Regions from separate parts of the Mus musculus genome. Here region 2 is linked to region 1. Evidence: chromatin contacts called from ENCODE POLR2A ChIA-PET data. All regions are on one chromosome and are shown on one strand. Each heading gives the region's core, a stretch centred on a gene start or an enhancer-like site at or near the end of the contact. The rest is flanking DNA. Distances are from core to core; before and after follow the strand shown. Region 1 holds the start of Osbpl6 (oxysterol binding protein-like 6). Region 2 holds the start of Prkra (protein kinase, interferon inducible double stranded RNA dependent activator).

Evidence for each region. ChIA-PET counts read pairs that join two places held with the same protein, here RNA polymerase II (POLR2A).
Region 2: POLR2A ChIA-PET joins it to region 1 with 18 read pairs in Patski. The contact joins the promoter of Prkra here to the promoter of Osbpl6 in region 1. POLR2A ChIA-PET finds 5 or more read pairs at or near these places in 2 of 5 experiments (Patski and embryonic stem cell).

Annotation. Positions count from the first base shown.
Region 1 is chr2:76,404,006-76,408,531 of GRCm38, forward strand. It overlaps Osbpl6 (oxysterol binding protein-like 6), which reads left to right and starts at 2,503. Exons shown (of 27, transcript NM_001290733.1): 1 at 2,503-2,684.
Region 2 is chr2:76,645,311-76,649,836 of GRCm38, forward strand. It overlaps Prkra (protein kinase, interferon inducible double stranded RNA dependent activator), which reads right to left and starts at 2,717. Exons shown (of 8, transcript NM_011871.3): 1 at 2,482-2,717; 2 at 1,815-1,984. The coding sequence starts at 2,546.

The DNA.
Region 1 (4,526 bases), core at 1,253-3,752:
AGGGAGGGGAAGGACGGGAGACCAGCCTTGACACAGGTAAGGGAGTCCAAACTAACTGGGAAGCACACACACACACACAGACACACAGACACACAGACACACAGACACACACACACAGACACACACACACACACACACACACACACACACACACACACACACATACACCCTTCTGTTATAGAGGGACTGCTGACAGGGCTGCTCTGTTACTTTGTTCCTCACACACCAGGCAACTCTATACTGTTGCCCTTACTGGCAGATATAGACTTGTGAACAGACAGGAAAGGAGATTCAAGGAAGTACAGTTCTCAGCATCACCAAGTAGTCCGAAGAACAATCCAGCCCAAACATTTTGATGACAAGCTGCGGGAGTTCTTTCTCTGGTGTATTCCGAAGGGCCAGATAACTCACTAGTCAAACATCTGGTCTGTCTCTCAGCTTGCCTTTCCCTTCACCACTTCTCCATACAGGATGCCTTGGGACTGCATCTTTCAGTGAAGCACTAGCAAGCATTTCAGCCTTTTAAGTAAACTCAGCCAAAATAGCACCCGATAGAAACCTGCAATGAAAGCAGAGGTGTGAGCACGTGTGAGCAGATTAATTGATGGTGGGACTATGGTTATTCAAATGCGGCTCAGTTCATTTGCATGTAATGGAATTATAGGATTAATAGCACTGGTCATTTAAGAGCCTCCTTATCTTTCTTCACAGAAAAAGTCCCTCTCTGAGACAAATAAAAGGGATGGATTACAGAAGCAGAGATCCTTTTAGCTAACATCTGACTTGTGACTTATGCTTTCACAAGAATATACATGTAAAGAAAACTCTGCTGCCCCCCTGGCACTTTTCAGAGCAATAAAAACACTGCTATAGCTGGAGAACAAGGAAAAGCCCGTTACTCCGACTTACACATCTCTGCCAGGGTGAGTTTTCTAAATATTGTGATACACAGCCAGAGTGGTGAAACTGTCTTTGCTATGCAGCTCTATACACACACCCAGCTCTCTTTAATCCACCCATTTGTCCCAGATATCCACCCACCATTACATCTTCGTTAGACCATTTGTCTGTAAGACAGGCAGGAGGAGATGTTTCCCTCTGATGTACAAAATCTGTCTTCCAAATAATGCTATGGAAGAGAATAGCAAGCATACATGCTTTCTTACAATAAATTGTGAGGTGTGGGTCTGGGTAGTTCCTATATCCCTGGGTAGTTTATGATTCTGCTAATAGGGGTTATGTGAAAAATTTTGAGAGGACCTTTTTTAGATAAAGACTAAGAGTTCTCTGGTCTCCTTTCACTGTCTGGTATTTTTCACGTATGCCTACTTTTGTGTGTGAAAGCTGTTTTAGTAGTTGCCGCCACACTGGGACCCAGATGGAAAAGGAGCTATAACAGAGTGAAGTTGAGCGACATAATGGCTCCCTTGTAGAGACTGTTTCCACAGGGAGGAAACTGGGGTGAGACTGCCATGTGTCACAAGGTCTAGCATTTGTTATTTTAAGATGATCCTTATTCAAGATGGAAGAAGTTAATCCCACATGTAAGAAGGAGACTCAAGAGAAATGATATGTAGGCAAGAATGCTCAGAGCTATGTCAGAGCACACCAGCATTGTATCAGCACTGACAACTGGGAAATGCCATGAGGACTATCTCAGTAGGCGGCAGATCATCAGATTTTAAAGGAACCCCTTCCTCCACCCAATTCAAAACAGCTAGAGCGCTCCAAGAGTCCCTGTTTGGCCCAGTTCTCTAGATTTGTCCCCTTGAAGTTGTTGATGACAGAGACGTCTTGATACAGGGACATTCTTCAGTTATCCCTTTACAGAAGAAACGTCTGTGCAAATATTTAAAGTACCCCCCTCCCTCCGTGCAAATTTGCCTTTAGATCAATCTGGTCTTGGACGCATGCCAGGAATAGCTTTAGCATGGAAGTTGCTGGGTGGGAAGGGTGTAAGGAAGCTGCGTGGACACTGCGGGGCTTTGCCAGGGACTTTAAAGCCATTGGTCCTTCCTTCCACACAGTCCAAGTGTCTCTCCCGGACTGAGAGTTCGCAGGGCAGAAAGCCTAAACATATTGTTTATTTATTGAATGAGGCCTCCGAAGGGCGCCGAGGGCCAGGGGCTTGGTCTCGCAGAGCGGAGGCCACCAGGCTGCAGTTCTCCGGTGAAGCCCTCTCCCACCGCTCCATGGCCGGAGCGCTGCAGTCATTCCCGGCCTCTTTTTTCCAGCCCAGCGCTCCCGCCGCTGCAGGACTGGACACGCGGGGGGCCTATCTCTCCCGGGCAGGGTCTTTCGGATGACTGATCTTGGTACCCCACGGATTCCCGTGGACGCCAGGCAGGGACCAGATGGGCGCTGGATCCCGCACGAAGGGGGCGCGGTGGGAGCAGAGCGGGACACCATGGAGCCCGCGGGAACGATCGGGGCTGGCGGGTGTTCCGGAGCCGGGGGCGGGGAGCCCGGAGCGCCGCCCCGCCAGCGCGCCCCGCCCGTGGGAGAGGAGGGGCTGCGGCGCGGAGGACCACTGGAGGCGCCGCGCGGCCGCCGCTGTCCGCGCTGGAGACCACAGCTCGGCACAGGCGGCGCCCGTCCTCCGCGCCTCCGGAGCCTCCTCCAGCCTGCGCGCCGGGCAGATAGCACGGGCCATCTCCCACCGCGACCTACCGCTCGCCCTGCAGGTAAGTGTCTCTCCGCCGCGGGGTGGATACGCGGTGCTTGCCGCGCGGCCCGGGGGCATTGTGCGCGTCCAGAGGGCCGAGGACCCTGGCGATACCCGAGTGGGCAGCCGCAGCCCCAGGCCCCCAAGGCATCGCTGTCTCCAGAGGCACCCCAGCTGGGTAGCGCGGAAGCGAGGATGGCCAAATCGGTCCCCGGTGCGGTCAGAGTGGGAGGGGGTACCGGTGTCACGGTCCCCGCTCACCGCCCGCCTTCCCTTCCCGCGGCTGCCGGGGAATCCGGCTTCCTTTTACACGCATTCCCCTCTGCCCCCCTTCTCCGCCCCCCGCGGCAGTTCTTCATCCCCGATGCCCGCACCCCAGGGCCGACTGGTTGGGAATGGAAGTCGGGGCCGGGAGGACTGATGTAATTGTCAGCGGAGAACCGAACCGGTGCGGGTGAGAGCGCCCGCGCCTACGAGAGCTGACGCCTACGCTGCACCTTTCAGGGAATCCGGGAGCCGCGGGCAGTGGCCGGGCAAGTTGTGCATCGGGTTTGGTTGTGCGCGTGCACTGCGGACTGTCCTCGCGAGCACTCCTTGCTACCCCCGGCTGGCGTCCCTGCAGCCCTCCCTGCAGCCTGCGTCCACGCTCATCGCCCGAGCTCCCTTCTCCGGTTCAGACCGGGACAGGGTTTGCATTGCAGTCAGGACGTGCTTCCCCTGCGTCGAGCTTGGAGCTGCCCGCAGATCGAGTCGCCGGGGACGCTGGGGGAGGAGGGATGGGAAACCTGGGGAGGAAGCTGCGGAGAACGAATGACACCCGCAGATTTCTAAAAGCCTCTACCGTTTGCAGACGCACCGTAAGCCACGTCTTAAGCTGCTTTTAAAAGTTATGACCAGATACTGATTCTGTGACGATTCTGTGATCTACCTGAAAGGTTGGTGAAACTAGAGACCTAAAAGCTGGGGAAAGCATTACATAATGGACATGAAGCAAATGACTGAAACTAAACGGAACACCGGGTTGCCAAATTGTTTCTCGCTTCTGGACAGAAAGTCCTATAAGGCTTTTTTAAAAAAAGAATTTCCAGTTTGGAGTCCTTCGGCAAGATTTAATAAGTCATATATTCGATTGCAATTTCTCCTAACAAAATAATATTTTGAACATATTTTCTTATATTAAAATACATACTAATTAATAGTTATGTCACAGACTTAAGAAATGTATACTTCAAAGGAAAATTAAATCTTCCATCTTAAAACTATTCAACTTTGTTTTCCTCCTTTTAAGTTTTTGCATACATATCTATATATTCCTTCTCCACCCCCACCCCATTTGCTTTGGTAGCATTTCTACAGTTTTGAGTACTGTGAGTTTGTGATGCTGATATTCCTATCTAGGGCTTGCTACAGCATTGCAGGTACAAAGACTCATAATAAATGAATCAGAAGACCTAGCAGTAACTCTGGGAGCGAGCAGGTTCCCAAGGTCGAAGGGAAGATGCTGTGTAACTCGGCTATAATCACCTACAGAGAATGTGCATGCCTCATTGGGTTACAAGGAAGGCCCTGATTGGTGGAATATTACTCCTGTTATTGGCTTCCTCATTTAATATATCTTACCCAAAATATCTTTTAAGTTAATAGGATATTTCGAAATTAAAAACCTTTGCTTTTACCAACCTTAAAAATTCTTGGTTTTGTCCAGATTTTCAGTTGTTATGTCAATGATAATTATACATTCAGTGGAAGGATTGCTTTGGGGCAGACTTCTGTTTCAAATTGTAATGATTTATCAGATGTCTCTTGGTTCTAGTATGTTGAAGTTCTGTTTCACAGAGCTGTAGTTCTAATTTCAGAGGAT
Region 2 (4,526 bases), core at 1,467-3,966, 240 kb after region 1:
AGGTATTTACACTATGGTTCATGCAAAATTATGAAGTAGCTACAAAATGGAGTATGTAATTTCGTAAGTTATTAAGTAGTAACAAAATAATTCTAGGGCTGGGGTCACCACAACATGAGGAACTGAATTAAAGGGTTATATCATTAGGAAGGTTGAGAACCACTACTGTTCTAGAGCACAGGTAGCAAGAGAAAGAGAGATGCTGACTCAACAGTTGTCCAGAAGACAGGGATTTATGGCAACATAGACACAAAGACAGGGGGAAAAGGGGACAGGACAGAGTCAGCAAGACAACCTCAAAATTCTATTGACCAACTGACTCTGGTGCCTCCCAGCGGGGGGAAAAGGAATGTAAGAAAGAAAAATGAGTTTAAATGAAAAGATGGTTGAGTTCAGGACAAGAGTCTGAGATGTCTTTCCCTAATATGCCCAAGCAAAGATGCCCAGAAAGCACACAGGCAGATATGTCTGTTCCTGGCTGAAGACAAAGATTTCAGAGTTACAGTCTTTTTGTTTGTTTGTTTTTTGTTTTGTTTTGTTTTTCAAGACAGGGTTTCTCTGTATAGCCCTGGCTGTCCTGGAACTCACTCTGTAGACCAGAACTGCCTTGAACTCAGAAATTCACCTGCCTCCAGAATTATAGTCTTTAGATAGTAGTTGAAGCGGGGAAGGCTGAGAAGTTACGACAGGAAGACAGGGCTGTATGAGAGGGATCTAAGGTAGAGCAGTTGAAATAGGTTGCTCATCTCTAACCCAAATGCACTAAAATGGAAAATGGCTTTTCTTCTTGAACATTTCTCCCAAATATTTGAAAAATGACCAGCTAAAGTAGCAACGCAACTCTAACCGTGTGTATTTCCATAAGGAAACTTCCAGTGCATACTTACAACCAATCTACCCCACACACAAACATTTAAAAAGCTTCAGGTTTTTTTTGAAGTTGCTCCAATAAATATAGGCAACCTCAGGTCCCCATATTTGAATATATGATATGCTCAGACTAGCAGACAGTGGAACTTTAGCTTTTTCTAATTTTTCTTTGTATATTTACAAATTAAACTATTTAACAATTTTTATGCTTTCAGCTAAATAGGTATGTAGGAAAATAATGTCCACGTTTACAAATGGCAACTCTGGTAACCATTTTCTCAGGCTTAGACTAAAAGAAGGCATTAATCTGAACTTTAAAACTTCATTGGTGTGTGACCTTGGGCATGTAGCTTATGAAAAGGTTTTTAAAGTTGCCACTTCATGAATAAAAAGAGGAAACAATTTTATACAAAATACTTATATAGTATTTAGAACTAGAAGCTACTGTGCGCTGCAGCTTGAAGGAATACAGTATGGGAGTCTTCTATGTTTCCCTGATTTTTCATGGACACACACTCAAGCGTGGTAGGTACCAAGAATCCGAAGTTCCAGATGTGTCCATAAAAAGGGAAACTCGGAAAATTCTGACGGCGTGGCTACTAGCCTCTGCGCTGGTAACTTTGTAACTTTGAAAGGCGATAGCACCCACGGACTTGGCTATCGGAGCTCCAAGAATATTTCCAGTTTTTAATTCTTAAGAGGAACTTTAGCCGGCTCCCCAGGTACTGGAAAGTGTGCAGGATGCTGGGAGTGTCTGAGCTTCCTTACATCTTAGCGAGACAGAACTAGGGAGCGAAACAAATGAAGTTGATCCTGGAGTCTCTTGTCTTCAGAGTACACTCCCACAGCCATCTTAATTAAAAGGGCGCTTTTCCTTACTGAAAAGCAACATAGAATCAGGGCCTCCAATCCACATGGTCATGGGGAATTAACTGCATACAGACCTGTGCAAGTTATGTCACCAACGGTTACTCTGAAGGTGAAAGTGGGCACGTGTACTTGCACATCGGATCTTTCACATTCATAAACTGGAATGTTCTTGGTCTTCATGCCGTACTCGTGCAATACCTGAATCGGTGTTTTCCCAGGCTTAGCTGTTATCATCTTGCCCAAACTGCAAAAACCAGAAAAAAACGTAGGCATTGCACGTCAAAGCTGAAAGGGAAGCAAAAGCATCCACTTCTCAGTTTTGACAGTCACAAATGGTGACAAAAAGGTTCTGCAGCTCCCCAGCGGCCAGGATCAGTGGCAAGGCCTGGGCGAGCACCTGTCCCCGGGTGCTGCAGCCCATGGAGGAGAGTGGAGAGGTCTGTACAGAGAACTTGAGAGCGGTGGGAGGGATGCTGAAAGAAATCGGGTGGGCTTGGACTAGGCAGCTAGACACCCGGGTCTGCGCCTCAACACTGATCAAGTCCTCCCGATCGGCTAGCTGCCTAGGGTCACTAGAGGGGCGGGGCGCGCAGCAGACCCCCAGGGCCCGGAGGGCGGGCCCAGCGCCACGCCGGGAGAGGGGGGAGCTTTACCCAGAATGCTGCCCGACAGCCGGCTCCCTGCCCCTGCCCCGCTGCCCACCCGTCTTGGGCCTTGAGGCCTCGACGGCCCGGCGCTGACCTGAAGGTCCCGCTGTCCTCGCGCTGCAGCGGCGGGGCCTCGGCACGATGCCTGCTATGGGACATGGCGAGAAGGGACGGCTGGCCACAGCAATCAAGAGAAGTGTGGATCTGGGTCCTCCCTCTCCACGTCGGCCAGTTCCCGAGAGGAGCGTGCCCGCGCTGCCGCTTGGACGCCCCTCGAATCGCTGCCTGCCTCCCTCCAGCTAAGGGACAGGAGGAGAAGGAAGGAGAGGCGGGGCCTCGGCGCGGAAGAGCCGGCCACACCCCCTCTCTGCCCAGCCTCTCTGCCCCGCCCCTCTCTGCCATGCTCAGCCCCTCGATGTTCTTGCTCCACTTTGCCACAGTGCTCAGCCCTTTCCCGTTCCTCGGGCTCCGCCCTCTCTGCCAAGTTTCTGTCCTTCCCAGCTACCGCCCGCTCTCTAGTTGGGTTCCCAGAGCTTCTCAGAGCCCGGCCCCGCCCCTCCTGCGACCTGGCTCCGCCCTCTCTGCCAGTCCGGGCTCTTCCCAGCCTCTGCAGGCGCCTCCCCCCACCCCCCGTTCCGCTTCCAAAGCTTCTGAGCGCCCGGCCCCGCCCCTCACCCTTCTAGGCCCCGCCTCCATTGCATGTCCCGGCTCTTCCCGGCTCCTGCCTGCACCCCGCTTCGGTTCCCCGAGTTTCCCCTCCCGCCTTTAGTGGTGCAGAGAGCCTCAGTCCTTTGTCCTTAAAGGGAGGTGGCTTCCTTCTCAGCGAGAAAGCTAGTAGTAGGCTACGAGCCTAGCATGTTTGAGGAGCAAGGAAAAAAGATTAAGGGTTGGACTACTTTAAGAAAGATTTAAAAATTCGAATGGTAAATTACTAAGAAAATTGTGGATCTTGGCCCCGAAACTTGAGACCCGAGAGCGTCAGCTAAGGGGCAGCCAGTGGCTTTAAGAGCCCTGGATCCCTGGGCCCGCTGCTGTCTGGCGGGCCCGCTGCTGTCTGGCGGACTCTTGTGACCTGCTTAGGATAGTGGTTTTCATTCTTCCTAATGCTGTGACCCTTTAATTCAGTTCCTCATGTCGTGGTGACAACCCCTTCTCCCCCTCGCCAACTATAATATTATTTCTTGCTACTTCATATCTGTAGTTTTGCTACTATAATGCAACCCCAGGGGACTTGCAACCCACAGGTTTAGAACCTCTGCTTTGGGAACATGTGGGATCCCCAAAGAGATGCTGGAGGTGGAGTGCATAGCAAGGATATTTAGACCAGTTTCCAGGATTGCTCTTCCGGTTGACCTGTGCAATGGAGAGTGATGACGTTAACCTGGAACGCTCCACCTACAGAGTATGTTGTGGGTGTGTTAGCGCTTCAGAGCGTCTTAGAATTTGTGAACTATTTGCACAATGGCTCCTGTGTTTACTTAATGCTCTAGAATTGAATTCTAGAAATATTCTTACTGAGAGACTCCTAAAAGGTTTTTTTGTTTGCTTGTTTGTTTGTTTGTTTGTTTGTTTTTTAATGGAAGTTTTAGGTTGATGTACAAAAGTATTTGGTTCTGTGATGGAAATTTGTTTTGGTTGTATGAGAGCCCAAACACTTGGAAGCAAGGAAAAAATATCCGGAATTGAACCAAATTGAATTCTACTGGGGCTTAGGTTAAGCCTATTCTCGCTTTTATTTCTGTATAATATACACGGGTTACAATCCAATAATGCTATTACACTTATGTGTTAATGAATATCGTATTGTAACAACCACAGAGACACTCAAAATATATCAACCACCTATGGCCAGACAGTATAGGTTTGTTTCTAGAATTTAATTTAATGGATTCACAAAATTTCCTTGAAAATAAGCCAAAACTTTATGTAACTATTTTATAGGTAGAGTAATTGGATAGCAATGAGCAACAAAAAGGAGGTAAAATTCAGCAGGACTCTTATCAGTTGATGTAGTCTGAGCTATTAGTTTCAGAGTTAGAACCTTCCATAGTAGTTTTTAATATGTAATGTAATAGTAACTAAAAAGCCTTCAAGACCCTATAGAGATCTGCACCCAATTGTTTTTCTCTATAGTCTGTG